Regions from separate parts of the Homo sapiens genome. Here region 1 is linked to region 2. A link is a loop called in an ENCODE intact Hi-C map of the cell type or tissue named here. Cell type or tissue: PC-3. All regions are shown on one strand. Links, peaks and the distances in the headings refer to the core of each region. The heading gives the core; the rest is flanking DNA.

Region 1 (12,222 bases), core at 5,189-7,688, 270 kb after region 2:
TCTATATCTCTATATCTATAGATCTATATCTATATCTCTATATAGATCTATATCTATATCTCTATATAGATCTATATCTATATCTCTATATAGATCTATATCTATATCTCTATATCTATAGATCTATATCTCTATCTATAGATCTATATCTCTATCTATAGATCTCTATCTCTATCTCTATCTATAGATATATATCTCTATCTCTATCTATAGATATATATCTATATCTATCTATATAAAGGGGAGTTTAGTAAGTATTAACTTACATGATCACAAGAGCCCACAATAGGCTGTCTGCAAACTGAGGAGCAACGAGAGCCAGTCCGAGTCCCAAAACTGAAGAACTTGGAGTCCAGTGTTTTAGGGCAGGAAGCATCCAGCAAGGGAGAAAGATGTAGGCTGGGAGGCTAGGCCAGTCTCATTGCTTCCCATTTTTCTGCTTGCTTTATATTCCCAGGTGGCTGATTAGATGGTGCCCACCCAATTAAGGATGGGACTGCTGTCCCAAGCCCACTGACTGAAATGTTAATCTCCTTTGGCAACACCCTTACAGACACACCCAGGATCAATATTGCATCCTTCAATCCAATCAAGTTGACATTCAGTATTAACCATCACACATACCAAGTAATTTTTTATTGGATGTTGGACATTTTACATTTTACATTGCAAGGTACTGGGTTTTGTTACATTCCTTTAAGAAATGTTGGATCTTGTTTTAGTGTGCAGTTAAATTATTTTGCACTAGTTAAATCCTTTCAAAGCTTTGTTTTTAAGCATCATTAAGGTACGTTCAGAGAAGTCTTTACCCAGGGTAATTTAGCCCCACTGCTAAAATAACTTTATTATTTATTTATTATTGATAAGCTTGTGAGAATTCCACTTGAAACCCCATGTGTGATGAGGTCTTTTCACTCCGACTGATGGGAATACAAACTCTTCACAGTCCTGTGTGAGCCACAGAGGCTGTTCAGCATTCTCTCCTTTGGTGGTTCTTTTCTCAGACTCAGATTGTTTCCTCACACATGTATGTACGTCAGTGTTCAGCAAAGACTCTGGGGATCTCTTTGCATGTCATTGAAGGTTTCTCTCTGTACAGTGCCCTCCTTTCAGGTGCTTTATCTTGCACTCTGATCTCCTCCTCAACCCAGTGAGGCCTTCAGCCCAGTCTTCTGGTGATGAATTCTCTCAGCTCAACTCTTCTGCTGCTCCCATATTGCATTAGTACTTGAGGATGCCTTTAGATACCTATCCTTTAGACAGTAATCTGATGAGTAGAGATCATCATTCTTACTTGTTTTCTTTCTTTCAGGCATCACCAACCTGTACTACCAGCTGTCCAATGTTTTAATCCCTCATTTCACATACTTTGTCCAATTTAGCTTGTTGTTCAGTATCTGAGGATACATCCAGTCCCTATTATTTTATATGGACCAGAAGAGAGAATATGGTACAGCTACTTTTGGAAAAAATTGCTCATTTAAAGCTAAATCTATTCAAACACTATGACCCAGCAATTCCACTCCTAGGAATCATTGTCAAAGAACTAGCACTCACTGTGGTTTCTAAACATGATTCTCCATGAAAAGAAAACAGATTTCCTTGGAATAAGAAATGATTTTAGAGCTAGTATGGGGAAAGTACAAGATCATCCTAGAACATCGTATTGAGCCAGAAAATCACAAAGCGCTCAAAGAATGATGAATGATGCAGCTATGTCAAGATAACATAGGATACAGTTTGATGGAGTTCCTACTGATCAAATCTCAAACATTTTGCTCATAAAAATAAATATCGGGTTGGGCGCGGTGGCTCACGCCTGTAATCCCAGCACTTTGGGAGGCCGAGGCATGTGGACCATGAAGTCAGGAGTTCAAGACCAGCCTGGCCAAGATGGTGAAACCCCATCTCTACTAAAAATACAAAAAAATTAGCTGGGCGTGGTGGCGGGCACCTGTAATCCCAGCTACTCCAGAGGCTGAGGCAGAGAATTGCTTAAAACCTGGAGGGGCAGAGCTTGCAGTGAGCCAAGATCGCAGCACTGCACTCCAGCCTGGGCGACAGAGCAAGACTGTCACAGAAAAATAAATAAATAAATATTGATAGTAATGGATTATATACTATGGTATGCTAGTAAACTGGCTCTCCATAATGGAAAAATAAAGAAGCTCTGGTTGGCAGTATTTGCTATTTCTATATTGTAAATACTCCATTATGGTTGATTTTAAGCTACCAACATTATGACAATTCACACAGATTTAAGAAGAGTTGCCTAAACGTGGTTCTCATGAGTAAGTGAGCTTGCCATAAGATATCAATTATAACTATAGAAAAAAATAAGGATACAGAAATTTATACATATTATCAATAAATGATTAAATTACTTAATGGAGGAGAAGGGAAAGCTCTTGCTTATGGTGAAATTTCAACTAACGTGGAAGAAATGATGGAGTTGAAAATAATCAATGGATGCCAAAACTAGCAAGGAAAGTTTTAACAAAGAGCTCTAGATGTACACAATCTGAAAAAAAAAAAACCACTCTAAAATTACTTAGTATTTACCAAAAAGAACATTTGTGTAACTTCACAGTAAAGATGCCATTTGCTTTATTAGTTTCAATTTCCAACACGTACGGCTTAGACTATATAACCAAGTAATCAAGGTCAGTATCTTCAGTACCGAGACAAACTGACATTATGTACCTCCTATTAGAATGCACTGATTAGGGCCAGTGTCACTTCTCTGCCACACCTACTGCATCATTCAGGGTTCTCCAGAGAAACAGGACCAACAGGGTATATTTATACAAAGAGATGTATTCTAAGGAACTGGCTTATGTGGTTGTGGGGCTGGAAAATCCAAATCTGTAGGGCACGCTGGCAGGCTGGAAACTCAGGTAGGGTTTCTACATTACAGTTTTAAGGGAATCCTTAGGGAATCCTTTTGCTTTTAGGCCTTCACTGTTTGGATGAGGTCCACTCATATTATTGAGGGTTCTCACTTTGTCTAAAAGTCAACTGATTCTAGATGTTCACCACATCTACACACTATTTTCACAGCAACCTCTAGATTAGCATTTGACCTGACAAATGTGGACCATAGCCTAGCCAAGTTGACACATAAAATTTAACCATCCCATCTGCCAAAAAGTCATAATCTGAATTCAATCATAAAAAATAGACAAATAGATATGGTGGAACATTTTATGAACTAACAGGCCTATTGCCTTCTAAATGTCAAAATAAATGACAAAAAGAAGACTAAGAATCTCATTTAGATTAAAGTAGACCAAAGAAACATGACAATTAAACATAGTCTAGGATCCTGGATTTTGAGTGGTGTTGGATAAAAAAAGTTCCTGAGATAATTGATGAAATCAGATTATGCAGTGCAGGTTAGGTAATTTTCTAATTTTGACTTATTTTGCTGTGGTTGTGTAAGAGAAAGTCATCATTCTTAGGAAGCACTCTCGGAAACACTAGAGATGGAGTGTGCACAGTATCTCCTTCTCCCTGGAAGATATCTGAATCCTGGAACCTGCAAACATATTTTCTATGTTTGCAAAAGGGACTTTGCAGATGCAATTAAAAATCGAAAAATGAAGAAATTATCCTTGATTATCATGGTGGGCCCAATGTAATCACAAGGTTCTTAGAAAAAAAGCAAGAGGGAAGCAAGAGAAGCAGAGGCAGAGACTAGGAGATTAGAGCAGAGGCTGATTTCAAAGTGATGCAAATGCTGGCTTGGAAGATGGAAGGGGCTGCAAGTCAAGGAATCCAGGCAACCTTGAGAAACCAGAGGATTGAGGCAGCCTCTAGAACGTGGAAGGGGCAGGGAGCAGATTCTCCCAGACTCTCCAGAAGACCTGCTGATACATTTTTTTAGCCCCAGAAATCTCATTTCGGATTTCTGAATTCTAGAATGTTAAGGAATTTGTGGGGTTTTTTTTTACTTTCCTTTCCATGTACATTTTATTTTTAATTTTTTAAAATTTTAGATTCAGAGGTACATGTGCAGGCTTGTTACATGGATATATTACATAATGGTGAGGTTTGGGCTTCTAGCACACCCATCACCCAAATAGTGAACATTGTACCAAGTACATAATTTTTTTAACCCTCGGCCTCTCCCAGGCTCCTCACTTTTGGAGTTCCCAAGATCTATTTTTGCCAATTTTATGTCCACGTGTAGCCATTGCTTAGCTCCCACTTATAAGTGAAAGCATGCAGTATTTGAGTTTCTGAGTTATGTGTTACTGTAGCAACAGAAACCTACTATACACTCAAATGATTCTGAAAAAGTATGCATTTGTTTGAAACTATATATAAAGAGACAAAAATAGACAAAGCACATATAAAACATTAGCAAATTTTGGTTAAAAGGGTGTTCCTCATACTATTACACATTTTCTTTGAAGTAATGCTAAAACAGAAAGTTACAGAAAGGGACAAAAAAGATCTGTGACTTTTAAAAAAAAAAGATAAAGAAATGTTTACAGTTAAATTGACAGGATGGATAGAATTTGTTTCAAATAAACCAGGAAGGAGGTATGGATGGGGAACTTTGGACGAGCACTTGTTAGGAATGGGTAATGTGTAAGAGTTTTCAGTGTATTATTTTTGTCTGTTTTTGCATTTGTTTCAGATTCTTCTCAAAATATTCAAAAACAGGATCATTCTATCTAAAAATCGATGGAAGGGAAAATGATGCAATACTAGCATTTCATGTAACCATCAGTCTAGCTGGGGAGTTGGCAGCCTTTACTGAAAAGAAAAAATTGGCATGAACTCTAGCAGTTTGGTGTCCTATCAGTTTAATATATTTTATTTACTTGAACAGACAAACCGGGCAACAAGAGGCTTTTCTCTGAATATGTCAGCCAGCAGACGTTAACCTTTCTCTACTGTGAAGGCTACGCTGCTGTTTCTGCAGTTCATTTTGCTTTTTGTTTGCTTTTATAATTGTAGGCACTACCAAAAGTGTTTAGAGCACTCTGTTGAAAATGGCAGTATTTGAAGAAACTGGATGTCACTTAAAATATGATCCTTGGATAAACATCACATGCTGCTGGCCTTCTTACAAAATGAGTAAGCACTGACTTTCTCTTTCTGGCTGCCAAAGCCACTTTGATTTTCCTGGAGACTTCTATTTAGCAGGTAGTTTGAGGGGACTATGGGGAGGGGACAAATATCGTACATTTGGATTACAATCTTTATTTGCTTCACCTGCCCTCTTTTTTGAGTAAAAGAGTTAAGGACATGTTTCTATACAATGAAAAACAAACTAAAATTATTCAGAGAGTTAACCTAACTTTTTGCCCTTCCCCAATGAGACATATAAATGAGAGCTTGCATTTCTTGGCCAGATCCGATGAATTTAAATTTTCCATTAACATATAATAGGTTTAGACTATAAATCCCTTTGAGCGTGGGAATCAGTGAGGAAAAACAACACTCTGGAAGCTATTGCTCAAATAAGCTCAAACACTTATTTTAGAATATACCATGCCTGTAAAGAGAAAGATAATACATTTTATGTGTGTCAATTTTTAAAAAAACAGCAAGATTTTTAAAAAGCCATTTTATCTCTGAGAGATTCAATGACCATGTTTGATGACAAGCCAGATGGCAGCATTCCCTAGACCCGGTGCCAAGACACATGACAGGAGCCGCAATTTACCTTCCGTGGTGAGGCTAGCTGCTGAAGCACACCACAGCTGCAGGCGAGCGGGCTGCTGCCGGTAGGTGCAAGCACAGTTGGTTCCCTCCCAATTTGGATGCAGCAGGTAAGAGGCTGAATCAGTACCCAGCAATTATGGAATTGGCATGCGCTGCATTGTTTACTCACAGTAATATTCCTACCGGACTTTATTAAAACACCATCTGTTGTCAGGGCAGACAAAGAATCCACATAGAAATACATAGCAAGACAGAGAGAAAAAGAGAAAATAAAAACATGCACGTGTGTACTGGAGCGCTGCTACAGGATTTGGTTGCATTTCTAAGAGGCCACGTTTGACCCTGAGGGTTATCTTTTAACATGATATCCCTACTCTCCCAGATTTTTGTTTTGGGTTTCCGCTGCCAGCTAGGCCAAAACAATTTGTGGTCCAAATGAAGTTGGCTGTGTGTGAGTCAGGCTGGAATTGAAGGCAGCGAGTGCACGCATACGGGTGGAACCCAATCACATTAGCAGGACTACAAATTAAAACCAAAATGATGCAAAGTCAAGTCATCCCACTGAATGATGCTCAGAGTAAACTTCTGAGTTAATGTCCAGAATATAGGCTGAGTAATAAAGGATATCTGCCAATAATAATAATACCTTCAGGGCACAAGGTAAAGTGACTGTTTTTTACAATCAGCTGTTTTCTCTCACTTTTTTTAATCCTGCAGATGGGGACCAGATATTTCTAATACACAGCTGGTCTCTGCAAGTGGCCAAGTGTAATTTTTCATACACCCGCATACCATTCCAGGTGAAATTAATTACTGAGAATTCCTCATCAGAAAATATACTAATAAAATGCGATGCAAGTAATTAAATATGCAAATACAAGAACGACGGCATTAAAACTCTGATATGTCATTTCAATTCTTCTAATAGACATCTGTCTATTCGGAACTTCAGTGCGAAACAAAATCAGAAACAGAACAAACCTTAAAATAAAAGTGTAAACAAGTCCCAATGCATATGGCAAAATGCAAGCTGCAGGAAAATGAATCTAAAACAAGCACTGAATACTTTCCTGGTAAAAAAGTTGGCTCAGCTAAAATATATATTCAAATGTTACGGAGCAAATGAATTAGGAGCATTTGGAGAAGCCGAGGGGAAGCTCATGCCGTGTATGATGTCATCGTCTGCTTTGCCTGATACTCAGACCCCTGATATTCTTGCCAGGATATGAGCAGTCATTCTAATTTACAGAAATGCTGTTTACCACTTTGCAAGCCATACCAATATTTACAGAGAATTCAATGAATGAATGAAAAGAAACAGCTGCGACTCCTTCCACCTCATTGCCCATTTCATCTCTAACTCTCCTCCTCTGTGCTGTCTTATTTATAGTCATTCTGTTGAGCAATGGATTGGGTTTGGCAGCATTCAATACACTGATGCCTGTTTGTTAAACACATCACTATTCCTGCTATGAATTTTCCCTTTCCTAAGTGTGCTTTATAGAGAATACCATGATTGACTGACTATATTCTGCATTTATATTTTAATAGGCTTCAAAATGCATGAATACCCCAATTATGTATTTTTTCCCTAAAACTGCTTATATGGTGGTTTTAAGTCTATTCTTAATATCATAATTTATACTCACTGATGATATTTTGCTATTTGGTAATGTATGTGTGCTACAGCATAAGTTACTGTAAAGAATGTCTAAAAAATAAAAAGGCACAATTCTTTCCTTCAGGGAGCTTAAAATTTAGTTGGGGAAGTAATGTATATGCTGAAACAACAGAAGGCAATATTAAGTTATATGTGATGAATATTAACATGTAAAGCCAACCAGCAGAAATGCAGAAACTCAGAGGAAGAAGCAACCAGGGAAAAGAGTTATTTTTCATAAGATCTAGCCTGTGAAAGTTAAAAAAGATTATGAACAGGTAAAGAGGAAAGAACAGAGCAGGGTCTTTGGGGGACACTAAACTGGGTTCTTGGTCCAAAACAGCAAAGGCAATGATGATTTCATGAGTAACACTTTTAAGAGGCTCCCATGGTTTATTGCACCCTGCCCAAGGACACCAACCTTCCAGGGAACATGGTGAAGGTTTTCATGAGGGAGAAAGGAATAGAATCTCTGAAAATATGTTTAGGCTCAATCAAATTTAGATGTTCAGCATTGTCTGCAGAAAGGCTATATAAACATTTGGAGACCAAAGGTTACCAAGAAAGAATAAACTGGTGAATTGATTGTAGTAACTGAAAATACTTGAATAACGAGGATACCTTGCAGGACCTCAACGCCCTTGTTCTAAGTTTGCTCCTGCTGTATCAGAAGAATTTTGTTTAGATTCTCCACTAGCTCCTGGAGCAAACCAAATGAGCATGCATATTTGATGGTTATAATAACCTGGGCTACAATAAGTGAGCTCCATACTCAGGGCACCAGAATGACAGATGTTAAAGCTTCAGCCAGGCTTGAAAGGAAGGAGACTGAGGTCAAAGACAAATACAATAACTGTCTCTGTAATAGGTCTGAGGGTGAAGCCAAACCATGGATTAAATAAAGGCTTTGCAAGGTGTGAAGGCAGGAAGAGCTGGAATAGGTGAGGTGATGAGGTGTGAGCGGCACATGTGAGTAGACTGAGAATAGAGGGTGTCTTAGTTCACTTTGTGCTGCAGTAACAGAATACCACAGACTGGGTCATTTATATGGAAAATAAATTTAATTTTTTCCACTTCTGAAGGCTGGGAAGCCCAAGGTCAAAGAGTGGCATCTGGTGAGGGCCTCCTTACTACATCATCCCATGGTAGGAGGTGGAAGGACAAGAGAGCAGAAGAGCAAGAATGGGCATGAGAGGGCTAACTCACTTTTACTCAGGAACCCCCTCCTGAGATAACTAACTCACTCCCTCAGTGATGACATTAATCCATTCATGAGGATGGAGCCTGCATGTTCTAATCATCCCATAATGGGCCCACCTCTTACTACCATCACAATGGCAATTAAATTTCAATATGGGCCCCGGAGGGGACATGCAAAAAACAGCAGAGGTCATGAATATTATAGGGTTATCTGCGCCCTGGCTTTATTTGGTGCTAAGTAGGGGCCCAGGCACAGGCTATCCAGGAAAGAAAGAGAGAAGAGAGAAAAATAAATTGCCATTTTGCCATTTTACCCCATAGTATACATTTTATTAAAGACTTTCTTCTCATCCTGATAAAAATTGATTTCATTTAAATAAAAGCATGACTTTAAATTATATCACCATTAACTTCAGGTCTTTAAATTATATCATTAGTAACATCATTAACAGAAAAAGTTGATAAATCGATAACTATCTACATGGAATGATTCGAGATTGAAAAATATTTTCTTCATAAACGATTCCCAAAGAACTGTTTCTACAAGGTAATATTTAGCTCATCTTTTACCCTCATTTTCCCAAGTATTCTTAACCCTTCCTCACTGGAAAATTCTATGGGAATAAGCTTCTGGTTTAGAGATTATGCTGGAAGAATAAGAAATATCTCCTGGTCCCTTTGTCATCACAGTCCTTCCTTCCATCCATCATATGCCAAATGTGAATCTCTTCTCTGGAGCTGGTGTCTTCACATGTAGGCCATTGGTTTCTGCATTAATTCAAGGCATACACATCAAAATGTCTGTGGTTTTTATGAAAAATAGATATGCAAACAACTGGAACATTCTACTCTGGATTGTTTCACCATTCTCAATGATTCATGTTTTACACACACAGATGTACACACACACACACACACACACACACACACACAGCCCTGTGGTTTTTAACTTTTGGTCAAAACCAAAACAGAACCCATAAATTCAACAAGGTTGTCTCTGGTCCCCAACTGTGCTGTCAAGTAGCCCAAATAGTACCACGGAAATGATAATCCTAGGCTGTCACCACCCATACTCTCCTGTCACTGCAGGCCTGGCTGGCTCCCTTGGGTGAGAAGTTTTGAAAATAGTAGAATAAAAATATCCTAAGGCTTGTGTTTATACCACAGAATAGAAAGTTAAGAGAGCCTTTAGGGAAGCTCTTCATGGCCCTTTCTATCTTGAATTGCACAAGAGAGTTCTTCTCTATAAGGCTGAACCTTGGCATTATATAAATATTGACAGGAAGAATGCAACTGCAGGCTTTCCACAGGCACTCCTTGTTGTGTTGAAATGCCAAGAGCCTCTAAATACAGATAGAATCTTCCTTTCTTTTGCTTTTTCCAATGGTAACAGTAAGTATTTTAGGCACAGATCTCCACGGTGTCTCAATACATGGACACTAGATTGAAACACTCAGTGTTGATGAACTGATCAGTGGTAAAATCTAACACTTTAGCACAGAAGCCAGGTCTATTAGGGAGCAGAATAGCTGGCATTGAGACAGACTTCTTAGGGGTCTCCACACTGAATAGTTGCCCAGAAGTAAGTGATAGCTGCAAGGAGAAGCTTTCAGATAGAGCTAAAAGGAATTAGAATCTGTCTTTATATTTTAAAAGCTGGAATACTAAAACTAGATTCCTGGCACGGCAAGGAATCTAGTTTTGCAGTTACTGCAAGCAAGGAACATACTTTGATTGTCTTTCAGGTACATGCATAGTGAAATTAAAGGAGTTTTCCTGTTGAAGGAGAAGGATTTGAGACAAGAGTGATATGGTTTGGCTCTGTGTCCCCACCCAAATCTCATCTCCAATTGTAATCCTCATAATTCCCATGTGTCAAGGAAGGGACCTGGTGGGAGGTGATTGGATAATGGGGGTGGTTTCCCCCAGGCTGTTCTGGTGATATTGAGGGAGTTCTCATGAGAGCTGATGGTTTTAAGTTCCCTCTTCTTGCTCTCTCTCACCTGCTGCCATGTAAGACATGCCTGCTTCCCCTTCTTCCATGATTGTGAGTTTCCTGAGGTCTTCTCAGCGATATGGAGGCCTCAGGAAATTTTTTCTTTATAAATTACCCAGTCTAGGCCGGGAGCGGTGGCTCAAGCCTGTAATCCCAGCACTTTGGGAGACCGAGGCTGGCAGATCACAAGGTCAGGAGATCAAGACCATCCTGGCTAACACGGTGAAACCCCATCTCTACTAAAAATACAAAAAATTAGCCAGGGGCGGTGGCGGCGCCTGTAGTCCCAGCTACTCAGGAGGCTGAGGCAGGAGAATGGCGTAAACCCAGGAGGCGGAGCTTGCAGTGAGCCGAGATCGTGCCACTGCACTCCAGCCTGAGCGACAGAGCGAGACTCCGTCTCAAAAAAAAAAAAAAAATAATAATAAATTACCCAGTCTTGGGCAGTTCTTTAGAGCAGTGTGAGAACAGACTCATACAATGAGTCTCTCTTTATCTTGAACTGTTAGAGAGAATGAAGAATTCTTGGCAAGGATTGAGAAAATGGTCCAAGACAGAACTTTTTAAAAAAGATTAATTTGTAGTCAATAGGAAGAATGTATATATTAATACATATATAAAAGAGGACTGGGCCGGGCACAGTGGCTTATGCCTGTAATCCCAGCACTTTGGAAGTCCGAGGCAGGTGGATCACTTGAGGTCAAGAGTTCAAGATCATCCTGGCCAACAGAGTGAGTCTCACTCTGTCACCCAGGCTGGAATGAAGTGGCACGATCTCGGCTCACTGCAGCCTCCGCCTCCTGGGTTCAAGTGATTCACCTGCCTCAGCCGCCAGAGTAGCTGGGATTACAGGTGTGCACTACCCTTCCTGAGAAACCTTTAAGGCAAAGAAGTACGTAGAGAATACACAGAAATTTTCCAAGGATCATGAAGGTTAAGAATTGGGATTCATACCTAACACTACAGAAAGTGTCTATATAAATTCATAGAGAATAAATAAGTTATTTTGAATTTTAGTGGAAAAAGCTGAACAAGACCCCAGAATACTTCAGATGAGATAAGATAAGGATGAACTATGGCTGATGACAGAAAAAAAAATGCCTTATTTGAAGAAAAGAGAATAAATAGACCTGAAAGCAGAAAAAATCCCTATGTCAAGAAATTATAATCATTTATGTAAAATCATTTAACATAGAATGCACATTAAAAGGCAATGGGGTAAAGATCAAAAGATCAAAAGACAATACAAATGATTTTGGTATGGAGGTAGCTCAGAGATTATCTTGTCAAATGAGATTATGGGTAATATTTTCCTGATACAGATGAAAATCTGGCATAAAGGCAATTTATGGTCACAGTAGTATTCAACTGTTGGGTCACTGTTTCTTTTCATTCTTCTAAAAGTAGAACACCTAAAACATTCTTATTTTTTCTGCAGTTTCATGAATCAGGAAGTTGAAGAATAATAAGGAAACCCTTATACTCAATTTAGTTCTAAGCATCATTTAATAATTTGAACTAATGGGAAACGTAAGGGAGACTGTCCATGTCATTTTAACTCTTGGTTACCAAGGAAATATATTAATGATGATTAGAGCCAAACAAAACTGAGATAGGATCGAGTTGGGATGGGAAAGCATGCCATGGGCTTTGGCATAAGATACATCTGGTTTTAAGCCTCCTAGAC
Region 2 (12,222 bases), core at 4,806-7,305:
AAAGGGACCAAACGTCCTCATCAAGCCGTTTTACAATAGTGTTAATCAATTCATAAGGGTGGGGCCCTTCTGGCCTAAACCAGGGGTCCCTAACCCATGGAGTGCAAACTAGTACCAGTGTGTGGCTTGTTAGGAACCGGGCCACACAGCAGGAGGTGAGTGGTGAGCAAGTGAGCATTACTGCCTGAGCTCTGCCTCCTGTAAGATTGGGGCAGCATTAGATTCTCATAGGAGCATGAACTCTATGTGCTCCTTATGAGAATCTAAGGCATGATGATCTGAGGTGGGATACTTTCATCTAGAAACAATCCCCCCTCTCCCCTCCCCCCTCTCTTCTTGGCCATCTGTGGAAAAATTGTCTTCCACAAAACCAGTCAGACTGGTCCCTGGTGCCAAAAAGTTTTGGGACCACTGGCCTAAACATTTCCCCAAAGGCCCCACCTTTCAACATTGTTGCATCAGGGGTTAAGTTTCAACACATGAATTTTGGGGGACACATTCAGAGGATGGCAAGCCTCAGCTGTCCCAGTCAAATCTGAGATAATTTGAACATCAAAATAATTATCAGAGAAGCGGATTATAACTCATTATATAAGAATTTATATGAATATAAATCAATAAATACATCAATAGAGAAAAGGAGAACATCTCTTTCCTCAAGTAGAACACTGACATAAATATGCAAACATGAGGTTAGAAAATCATCAATAAAAAGTAAAACTCATGGTGCAAATTTGTTAAGGAACAAGATGTTTACATAGGCTCACAGTATCTCTCAGTAACTTACTTATTAATAACAGGGAATATTAACTTTACAATATAAAGACCTAAGTTGATCCCACATTAATTCAGTCTCCAAATATTACATCACTAATATTTGGATTAACTGACAGCATGCACTTTCTAATAAAATGAGATAAAAAGAAAACATGTTTGATGTATTTCTACTAAAAATGCATAATCTGAATTCAATTATGACAAAACATCAGACAAACCTAATCTGAGTAGCATTCTACAAAATAAAAAAAACAAAGACAGAGGAAGTATTTCAGATTAAAGTTGATTAAAGAGATATTGCTAAACTAAATGCATAATCGTGGCCTTGATCTTGAACTAGTAAAAAAAATGTAGCTATAAAGGACATTATTGAGATGATTGATAAAACCTAAATATGAATGGTACATTAGATAATGGTATTTTATTATTGTTAAATTTCCTGATAATGATAACTGTACTGTGGTTATGTGAGAAAATATTCTTTGTTCTTAGCATATGCAGACTGAAGTATTTAGGGGTAAAGGGACATGATATCTTTAACTTGCTTTCAAATAGTTGAGAAATATGTTTTATCTATCTATCTACCTATCTATGTTTTTATCCAGGGAGACAGTATGAGAGAGAACAGTAAAGCAAGTGGTAAGGCAAAGTGTAAATAAATCGTGAATGGTAATAGTGAATGGTGAAGAGTACATGAGAGTTCCTTTTCTTATTCTTGCAAGTTTTCTGCAAGTTTGAAATTATATCAAAACAGAAAGCTTTATAAAAAAGGAAATAGGTATGAGAATTCTTTGAATAATAAATACATACTTGTAATTTGAAAGTTAGATACAACAGAGAATTTTCTAGGAAGATAGGTAAATAAATATAAATGATCATGGAAATGCAGAGCAACAAAATAGATGGGCCCAGGTGGGTTTTTAAATACTCTTTGTATGTATCAGAATTTCAAGAAATAGATAATCCATAACTTATGCACACTGTTCCAGAGGGCAGAAAAAGAAGAGCTTAGAAACCCCTAAGGTACAAGCCTAGAATAGCCTCAATATTAAACTGAGCCAAGGACCACATAAGAAATGGAGACATTTATTAATTTATTGTATAACCGTAGGTAAAAGAAACACCAACAAAGATAAAATAATTATCAAGTGAATCTGGAGTATGAGAAATGTTCTAGCTCTTGATCTCAGTCTCGGTGGTTCATGGATATATGCGTACATAAAAATGAATTGAGCAGTACACAAGATGTGTGCAATTTACATGCCTACCTGTAAGCAATGTTGCAACTCAATAAAAATGTTTTTAACTGTTCATGTGGCTGGGGGGAATGGTATAATACCCTTGCTTGTGCAATCACTTAATTAAAAAAAACTCTTTCATGATGTTTTAATATGTATTATCTTGTTTTAGATGTTCCATAGGATTCCAAAAGCTTTTATCCTATCCCCTAGCTTATTCCTGTAAAAATCCATTTAATCTTTGCTCACAAGCACTAAATAATCTAAATATACAATCCTAATTGCAGATGTTGAAAGATTGTGAGTAAAAAAATCAACACCATGAAAGATGTTTTTTTTTAACTTACTCAAATGGCATTTTTGGTTTCCCCAAACTTTATTTTCTCTTAGCATTCTCAGTCTTTTATAACTGGCTGTATGGCGTGGCAGTCTTCCAATACACTCAAAAAGCTTGGAGGAGCCATCCAATGTATATTAATCCTCTGTGAAAACAAATAACTTGAGTGCTCGCTCTCTTGCAGCCTCAGCCATTAATGTTGGTGGATGGTTTTGATGGTATAATCTGTGTGTTGCCAACACAAAAGTCTGTTACCTTCTCCTCAGTGCCAATCTTATCTTTATTCCTGTAAATTGATGAAGGAATTTACTCCACTTATTGATGGAGGAATATTACAAAACAACAAATAGTATCTCTGCTTGATTCATACACCAAGACTCTGGGAAAGATCTGGTAACACCAAAGAAAATCTTCATGGTTGGAATGAAGCAAATAAAATGTAGCCAAACAAAGAAAAAAACCAAGAGCCCATTGCTTTCCAGCATTACATCTACTATGATGTATTCTCTGAAAGCCGCCCAAGTATAACTATTTATTTTAACTAAAGTAATCAAGATGAATGTCAGCAGTTATGACACACACTGTTTGCTAAAGAACACATAGAACAATTGCTCAGGGCAAGCTTCATTAAGAAATCAGATAAAATTAGTAAAACTGATTATATTTCAAAACTCAGCAGCAGCTAAAATTGCCATTCAGGAGCTTCCAATTAACACAATTGGTCTTGTTCACAATCAGCTATTGTAATCTCATTAGCTTATTATATTTTAATCATTGTGACATCAGCACAGCAAAACTTATTTTATTTTGCATGGCTAAAGATTGGCTAAATTGGGTGTGTGGCCTACCCAGTCCTAGATGCAAACAGGCCTTTGCAACTTGGCATCTAGCCCATTCTTTGGGGAAATTATCCTGATCAAGAGGCAAATGCACATAGATTTCCCCCTACTCTAGTAGTGAGAAGGCATTTTGGAAACAGTCATCTGATTTAGCATCTAATGATCGGGCTATCAATTATTGAGTCAGCTGACACTGACACTGACTGAAATCATTTTGTAGTAGCATTTGGAGAATTGACAGTTTATGCAGGAAAGAGACAGAGAGAGATTGAAGAGCAAAGAAAAAGGGTGGAAGGGTGGTAGAATTCTCTGCGTACCTGTGTTTAACTACTGTACCTCTTTGTTTGACTACCTTGTTTTATTAACTATGTTCTGAAGATACTGGTCATTGCAGAAATAGAATCTTTTTGTCTTTTAGGTAAGAATAGTCGCATGTACCTAGAAAACTGGTGTTTCGTTGATATCAAGTATTGCCTGCTGCAATGAGATTATGTTCTATTGATGGGAACTGGGGTGTAACAGCCATCTACAGAAAGCAATAGGTTGCCCTATTTTCCGGCTGAAAATGCTGCGTGTTTTATGAACTGCCTCTATCTTGCACACCAGGGATGTTTCTGTAGCTAAAGCCATAATAGGATTTTCCTAAATGATACGAAAATACAAATATTCTGACCAACCAGCTTGCAGAGGTTGCTTATTCTCCAGCAAGTTTTAATACTGCATTTTTTTTGCCTCCATCTTTCAAGAACATTTTTGATTTCACTTTTCTGTTATGAGTGCTTTCTATAAAGGCATCACTGATCACTAATTGTATTCTGCGAAAAGGAAAACAACAGAGGCAGTGCGCCAATATACGTGCAAATCCTTGTTCTTGGCAGGACCCTGTATAACTGGAAAGATATGAAGAGGTAAATATTCCTAGATGTGCACACTGGGAAATTCAGAAAGCCTTCCGTGGTCTCAAAACCCTGCTATGCTTTTTTGAGTAGTTGAGACTAATTCAATCTTTAAAAAGCAGCCACTCAGCTCCTGATATTTTAATGTCCATAAATAAATAAATGAGAAAAAGTGCCCTTATAAATCCCAGGAGAGAAAGTTAAATGAAAATGGAAGATGGAGTCCTTCTGTGACTATCATATTACCATACCTAAGCACTAAAAAGGTGAACGTTCATCATTATTAAAATCATTCAATTTGTGTCTTTAATTATAACTTTTGGGGGCATGAATGGCTCCAGAGAAATTAGTCTTCTATTTGCTCCATGAAAGAATTTAATAAGTAATACATTGTGTTAACTGATTTTTAAAAATCCATTTAATTTTTCCCTGAATTCTATTTTAGGATGATGAGTTCTGATATCATAGAAATTTTTGTCCAGTATCTCTTGCTTAGACAGTCACACATTTTTGTTTCTTAAAACACAAGGTCCTGGACTTTGGATATTTACGATTTAACTTATAAATTGCTTGTCAGTTTTTCATAATTTGAGCCATAGCCTACTTAGCCATGTATTAACCAGCCGCAGTCTCAGATTCCCTTTATGAAAATCCACTCAAATTGTGTGAATGATGGTCCCAGGTTGCCTTCAAGCCATTGTCTTCATTTCCAATGGTGACACTTGCATATTTAGAGCTGCTCAGGTTGTACAATCAATAAATCTCATCTCCCCTGTCGATGACTGATTTGCAGATTGATCCCCATGTGATATGGGATCAGCATGGGCTTCATGACAAAAAGAACTTCTCATAATCCTTCATGTCTATTCTGATGACAATAGATAATTACGTTGAATTCTCACGTGCAACAACACTTACAAACCACTTTTCAGAATGTGGTTTTGTAAGTAAATCCTGAAATTCCTTAACGAAATGCAAATGGGGAGCAGGATTTGAAGATTCAGCATCATTTTACAATTTCGAATAAAGAAGTATTTTTGTAGGGAGATGATAAGTGTACATATCAGTATATGTGTACATATATACACATTTATATCTACATTTAGAGAAAGTTAAATATGCAATATATAACTTTCTATATTTACACACATATGCACACACACATATATACATGTTATTTAGTGATCATTTGCTACATATAAAAACATTGACTTTGAATACTTAGAATAAAAAATATTATTATTATCATTACCTACCATTAATTCAGTGCTTTTGGTGGGTAAAATCTATTCAGTTCAACACCTACGTTTTATTTCTAAGCATTATGTTTGGTGCATGGCATTGCAGACTTTATAAAAGTACCACAGGCAGATAATTTAAAAATCATATTATAATATTTTCAGTTGTTTTGTTACTCTTCATTGATGTTGCTGCAGATAACTTTCTTTAAATCATGTCTTACATGGGTAATCCTATCTAAAACTGATGAAAGCAAAGTTTCCACATTTGAAGAGAGGTCAGACTCAGAATTCCATTTACTTCTCTCTGTCATTGTCACATGCTATGGAGCCTGAACGAAATGAACAACTCAGCACAGTTTGAAAATCACCGTAATACCATCAACTTAATGATGACGCTATCATGATGACGTTTAAAGACGCTGAAAGAGAACAGGAAAATAAGATATTTAGTCTAAACAAAGGTTTCCATGGACACTGCCCAGTGGAGATGATTATCTCATTGGAGTGGGAGTGGGAGTTAACCTGAAGCGTAAATGGAGGTTTTTATCGAAGGCCAACAGAACAATAGGAGGAAAGGTATGGAAGGATGAAACACATGGGGGCAGGAAATGATCAGAGCATTAAACAGGTGATGGAAGGTAGCAAAACATGAAAGAAGAGGGGGTTAATTTGGGATCAAGGATGGTATTGAACACAATACTAAATAATTAAACTGTAGCCTGTAGGAATGGGTGCTATGATGAATATTTTTAGGCAGCGATACGGCTGCAACGCGGAGAATTAATTTAATGGGGTTAAGAGAAGACAGGTGAGCTGGATGCTTCCGTGCATATCAGAAGCTCTGAGGTCTGCATCCCTCCCTTAAAATCCCTAAGGTATGAGTCATTAAGCCACTCCTGCTGGGTTTAGTGACTAAGAAAGAGTCAGTAAACCTCTCCAAGTGCGGACATCCAGAAATAGCTCATTTGTTTATTCATTCAATTAAAATCCAATTATTCTTTTGTTCATTAAAGGAACATTTACCTAGTAGCCATGATGCACCATTTTGGTAGTCTCTGGGTCATGGACCATTGCAAGGTTTAATCTGAACAGCAGGGTACCTTTTTATCATACGGATTAATATTACCGGATACTTTTTAATAATTTCTGGCCACTGCGTGCAGAAGGTTGTAAGTGGGGTAGGCAGCCCTGGAAGTTTCTTTAGGTTGAATCCTGTTGCACCTCCAGGAACCACGTGAAAGGACTCTAGCATTCGCTCACTCCCCAGTTTTCTTTGAATGGACAGTGCTGACCACTTCTGGCACCTCCTCCCCTCTCTTATTCTCCCAGCGTTTGACATTAGTGCTCATTTTACTGTTTTCATCTTTTATGCCGAGGTTTCTCAACCACTACTAGCATTTGAGGCTGAATAATTGTTGGGCTGGGGCTGTTCTGTGCGTTGCAGGATGCTTGGCAGCATCCCTAGCTTCTACTCATTAGATGCCAGGAATCCACTCCTCCCCATCAGTCCCCCAGTCGCGGCAATCAAAAACAATCCCAGACATTGCCAAATGTTCCCTGGAGGAGAGAAAGGAACCACCTCTGATTAAGGACAGTGATATTTCCTATAAAACACGATTCAAGGTTTTCCTCCACTTACATGACCTAAGGTCATTGTAGGTAAACACCTATTCTCATTCATTGTAACTTTTATCTATCTACCTCCCAGGAGGAGCACACGCTAGCCACAAGTAGGATTTGTGCATAATCCCTTTACAACACATACACTGCCATGGCTATGAAAGTCCTTTTAAAAAATCATTTCATTGGAAACCAGAGAAGAGTGAGCTAGTCTCTTGAATCAAATCACATAATGTGGCTATATTCTTGTAACTAGTATGTGGCTGACCTTGAACCGCCCCATAAGTGAATCAAGATGCTGTAGTTTGCCATGTGTCAACGAGTTGTTATCATCAGTAAACAGGACGACAGCATGTCTGAGACTCTACAGATTATGGAAGAGCTCTTTTTTTTTTTTTTTTTTTTTGTCCTTTGTTAACAAACCCAAAGTTAGGCAAATGCTAAGCTCTCAAAGTATAGAGCATTTTAATAATTTGCTTTGGCAGTTGGGGCCATCATTCCATTTCAAAAATCTACCTCTGCTCGGCTTGGCAGGGTTATTTGGACTCCGGGATGTGTGCTAATATCTGCAGGAGGAAGCAGAGATACTAATAAGGACTCGCCTTGATTCCCCTTCCTTTCATCTCCCACAACTAAAACTATGTATTTTTTTCCTCGGGAAAACAAAATTAATTTTGAGTTTTTCAAAAATCTTGGCATGTACAATAATACAACAGAACCCCAATTTTGGCACTGCTGTGATTGCATTCCCTAGTTAAGCACCCTAGATATCAATACTTAATGGTATTCTCTAAGCTCAGCCAGTGAAGAAAATAGGGTTGTTATCTATCAAAGCACATTTTAGTTTCTGACAAGTAAAAAGCAGCATGGGGAATGCAGGAAGGCTGAAATGAAAGCCTAAAAGAAAACTCATATAACATCTGGTGTCCTTTATCCCCTGATGGCCTTTCATAGGATGATATGATGAGCTCGTTCTGATTTAAGACCTGATGATTTGGTTTGAGAAAACAGGAGGAGGGGGCTAGATGCAGCCAGGCTGGCAGCAAATTGGGATACAAAAATCTGCTCAAATAATTGGAAACACGACAGATTTTTTTTTTTGTAACTGATGCCAGTGGCATCTTAGTTTATCCATCTCTCTCAGTTGAATTTGTAAAGTGCATTATCTTATTGGTTTTAAAGTTTCCATCTCACTTATTTGCAGACGGAAATGTGAGCAAATCAGTCATGATGGATTGCCTAATTTTCTGGGCTGAATAAACCAGTTTTATGAGATTGTTGATTCCTAGATTATTAGTTAACAGAAACATTGATCAAGTTTTAACCTAAAAAAAAAAAAAAAAGCTTATCAGACTATTGCATTTAAACTGTTTCCTTATCGTTACATTTCCTTATTTTTACAATACTTATAGTATTGATAATGAATACGCTCATTAAAAAATTTAGAGAGCGTCTCATAGAGGGTTTTTCCTTTGCTTTTTGTATTTTCAATCCAAATGCTAAAACTGGGCTGAGCCACAGATGTCAGAAGATTAGTAATTACTCTGCCAGAAATCATCTCTGATCAAAAAGCCAGAGGAGGCCAGGCGCAGTGGCTCACGCCTGTAATCCCAGCACTTTGGGAGGCCGAGGTGGGCAGATCACCTGAGGTCAGGAGTTTGAGACCAGCCTGACCAACATGGCGAAACCCCATCTCTACTAAAAATACAAAAATTAGCCAGGTGTGGTGTCACGTGCCTCTAATCCCAGCTACTCAGTAGGCTGAGGCAGGAGAATCGCTTGAACCCAGGGGGCGGAGGTTGCAGTGAGCCGAGATCGTGCCATCGCACTCCAGCCTGGGCAACAAGAGCGAAACTCTATCTCAAAAAAAAAAAAAAAAAAAAAGGAAGGAAGAAAGAAAAAAAAAAAGCCAGAGGGAGGGGCGGAGAAAAACCATTCCCTACCTAGAAAATATAGGTCCAATTTAATCCGTTGCAGATTTCTTACTGCTTCACTTACAAAAGCTGGGAAATAAGGAAAACCAAATACTATAGAGCCATATTTTTTAAATTAAATGAATCATTTAAGGTTCATTGGCTGTGGAAGTATATGTGGTAATTAACAAGGAGAAGAATTTTTATTTGTTAATCAGAACCTTTTGACAAGGGGTTGCCTGCATGGATGCTCCAAATTTTAATGTTCCAATAAAAGCAATAAGGATCCAATAAAAATCCACCCCTTTATCATGTTTTTCTTCAAATTTGAAGTACAATCACAAAAATAAAATCATTTTGTGCTTTGTTATTTTAAAACTAAGAGTTGTAATAACCATGCCATGGGGGCTTGGGAGTGATTAACATAAATTCAGGCATCATCTTGTGAGTTTTTTTCTTTCTTTCTTTTATTTTCTGTCCGACCTTTTTTATGGTTGCGTCTTAGTGAATATAAACTTTTCCTAGTTAGAATTGCAAGTGAAAGAAGTAGTTTCTTTGCAAAAGGAAAGAAGGGAGTTAAAAACTTTTATGCAAGTAGACTTTACTGTGAAATGTTATCTTTTGTTAGTTCAAAGGTTCCCAAAGATATAAATTCTTCAGAACTGCCCTGAGGTGCTAGGGATGTAAATTGAATACTTTACAATTTGTAGACTGTTCCTGCAGTAATGTGTATCTCCTCTGTGAGTGAGTGTTTGGGGATTTTTCAATTACTGGAGTCTGAAAACTCAGAGATTCTTTAGGGCAGAAAAAAGGCTCTTCTCAAAGTTGAGTCACTGATGTTCAAATTAGCTGCCAAAAGCACTATAATGATCTGTGTTCCAGATTTTGCTAAACAGGGAAAAATGGCCCATTTTTGTCAGGGGGAAAATAACCTCCTCTAAACGCATCCATGAATAACTGCAGGATGGGTTATGCGATAGTTTGAAAGTGAAATGTATTGTTGATATGTGCTGTATATAATAGACTGATGTTGTTTCTAAAAGACTCAAATGAGCTTCTTCATATTTTTTTTAGGATGGTAGCTTAAGTATGGCCTTTAGGCTTACTGTTAACAGATTTTTACAAAATAATAAATGAATACAATGATAAAATGATATATGTGCATTTAAAATTAGGCATATTTCAGAATTCCATATAATGCAGCAAGCTCAAAATAAAGGAGTGACTAACTGAAAATTATAATTTTTAAATTTTCATCTCATTCTGCCAACTTTTTCTTAAAATGTGTGTCTTGCTCCCATCCCCAAATTAATGCAATTTACTGGATTATATTTCCAATTTCTTCTTATGGAAGAGCTGCTAAGCACTAGTGAAATAATACTAAAGAGTTAGCTTGGAGGAAAAGTCACCAAAAAATGAACAAAAGAAATAGCTTAACACTGGTACCTTCCAGCCCACTGGATCATAATGAATTGTAAGCAAAGGCAGTCTGAATTAGAGAAACATCTATTATGAGATTTTTAACCAGACAAAAATCTGTTACCAAGTAGTCATCTTCTTTTTTTTCTAAATGGGTTATCTATTTCAATTAATATATCTAAAAGGATTTATTGTTGTGCAATTTTAAATTCAAATACATGGTTCCATATTGTTTAAGCAGCTTGTTCTCTTAACTAGGTCAGCTATTCTTATGTTGTCATTTCATGCAAACTGTTTTTGAAAGAAAAAAACAACCACAAATAAAGCATTCTTTAAGTGATAGATCTATACCTTTGTTCCTGTCAGATTCTCAGTAAAACAATCATACTGAGAAGATTGAGTTTTATTCTACCAGAAAGGAAGAGATAATTTTTTTAAGGTTTCATGAACACACAACCTCATAGAACGTTTGATTTAATGGTTATTTTCTGACTCTGCTTTTTAAGGAGTAAGAGATAAAAGGTAAGAAATAAAAAGACAAAGCTAAAATGCAATTAGGTTCAACTCTGAGAACTTATTAAGTCAGAGAGGTGAATTAAAACTTTTCCATTTCTAGTTACTAAACATTTACTGAGAAACTACTATGCTTGAGGCAATAAACTACATGGGAGAGATATAAACCTAAAAATTGATCTTTGGCTGTTTAACCCCAAGGATTTTACTATGAATAAAATATGCTATACAGAACTAAGAAACAAATAAAGCAATTGATGCTGAAAAAACAAACAAAAAATAATGTAGTCTTGGGAACTCGGCAAGGCTTCTCAAGGAGGAAGGGATGCGCAGGTTGCCCATTGATGAAGAATAAGAAGGCAAAAAAGAACGCAAGGGTAGAGTCCTCAGGATAGAAAGACTGGCATAAACAAAGGCATGGAGGTGTGAAATTGCACAATGTTTGTAGGGAACTACTACATTTCAGTTACCCAGAGGACAGACTACAAGTTGAAGAGTTGAAAGAAGCAAGGTTGCAGGAACAGGCAAGGCCGGGCATGGAGAAGATGTTTTATGCCATGCTAAACTCTCAAATTTTCATTGCTTGCATATTTACGGCCTCAGTAAGTTTCTGATATACATCTTAGTCAGAAGAGTAAGGTTCTTGCAGTAGCCCAGGGTCATGATTTGATGAGATATTACCGTTTTATAGTAAATTAGTAGATGAGATTGATTTTGTTTTAATTTGGTTGGATTGGCATTTTTTAACAATCACTATAGCTTTCTAAGTGCATTCAAAGTTTTGAAAGCCAGTTGAACAAAAGTCGGCTTGCCAAAAGGCTATTTACTGAATATGTGATAAACCAAATGACCAGTTCGCCAACAGCCAATTCATCAGTTTACTGAGTGAGTCATTTTATTGAACTTTCCACATATGTTCAAGGATATGAAGAAGAAAACACGCATGGACCTGAGCGTTCCATAAACACAGTACTCTTTGAAATGAATATTCCAAGAAAAAGTAGTGCTGAAAGTAAACACTTGAGAAATTGAAGGAAAAAAAATGCCTCCACATGTCAAATTGTCTTGGGGCCAAAAAACATTATTAAACCATACATGCATTTCTCATATTGACCAATAGTCATGTAAATTTTGTAGACTGTTCTGTGGACAGAATTTGGCCTAATATTTTATTATAATTTGACAACTCTGGCTTTCCATTTAATGATGAAAAGTTCAAAGAACAAAATAAAAGAGATAGGTAGTTTCTACCACACACAAAAGAAATATTTTAAAAATTTTAACTTTTTTGAATACAAAATGATCATGGTGGACTTTTAATTGATGAAAAATTATTAAAATCAATTTTCACTTTGCTAACTGATCCGTTACATCTATACATCAACACAATTCACTTTAGAAAATTATTCATAAGGAATATATGTATCAT

What was found. Peaks named below come from ENCODE experiments on the same cell type or tissue, not always from the same donor. Only the 100,000 strongest peaks of a DNase experiment are listed, where the experiment ranks them.
Region 1: it touches region 2 in a loop (2.7-fold over the local background); 1 of 110 quality-filtered maps calls a loop at or near these places.

Annotation. Positions count from the first base shown.
Region 1 is chr6:9,133,887-9,146,108 of GRCh38, reverse strand. LOC107986562 (a long non-coding RNA gene) reads left to right here and starts at 5,711. Exons shown (of 2, transcript XR_001743957.2): 1 at 5,711-5,786. In PC-3, for the core only: no CTCF peak of the experiment used is centred there; DNase peaks (open chromatin) are centred at 5,718 and 6,168; H3K4me3 peaks cover 1,437 bases; H3K27ac peaks cover 1,464 bases.
Region 2 is chr6:9,399,564-9,411,785 of GRCh38, reverse strand. No RefSeq gene overlaps it. Among named protein-coding and RNA genes, the nearest start is that of HULC, 750 kb to the right of the region's middle. RefSeq lists an enhancer at 5,769-6,968. In PC-3, for the core only: no CTCF peak of the experiment used is centred there; DNase peaks (open chromatin) are centred at 5,845, 6,225 and 6,925; H3K4me3 peaks cover 1,510 bases; H3K27ac peaks cover 2,099 bases.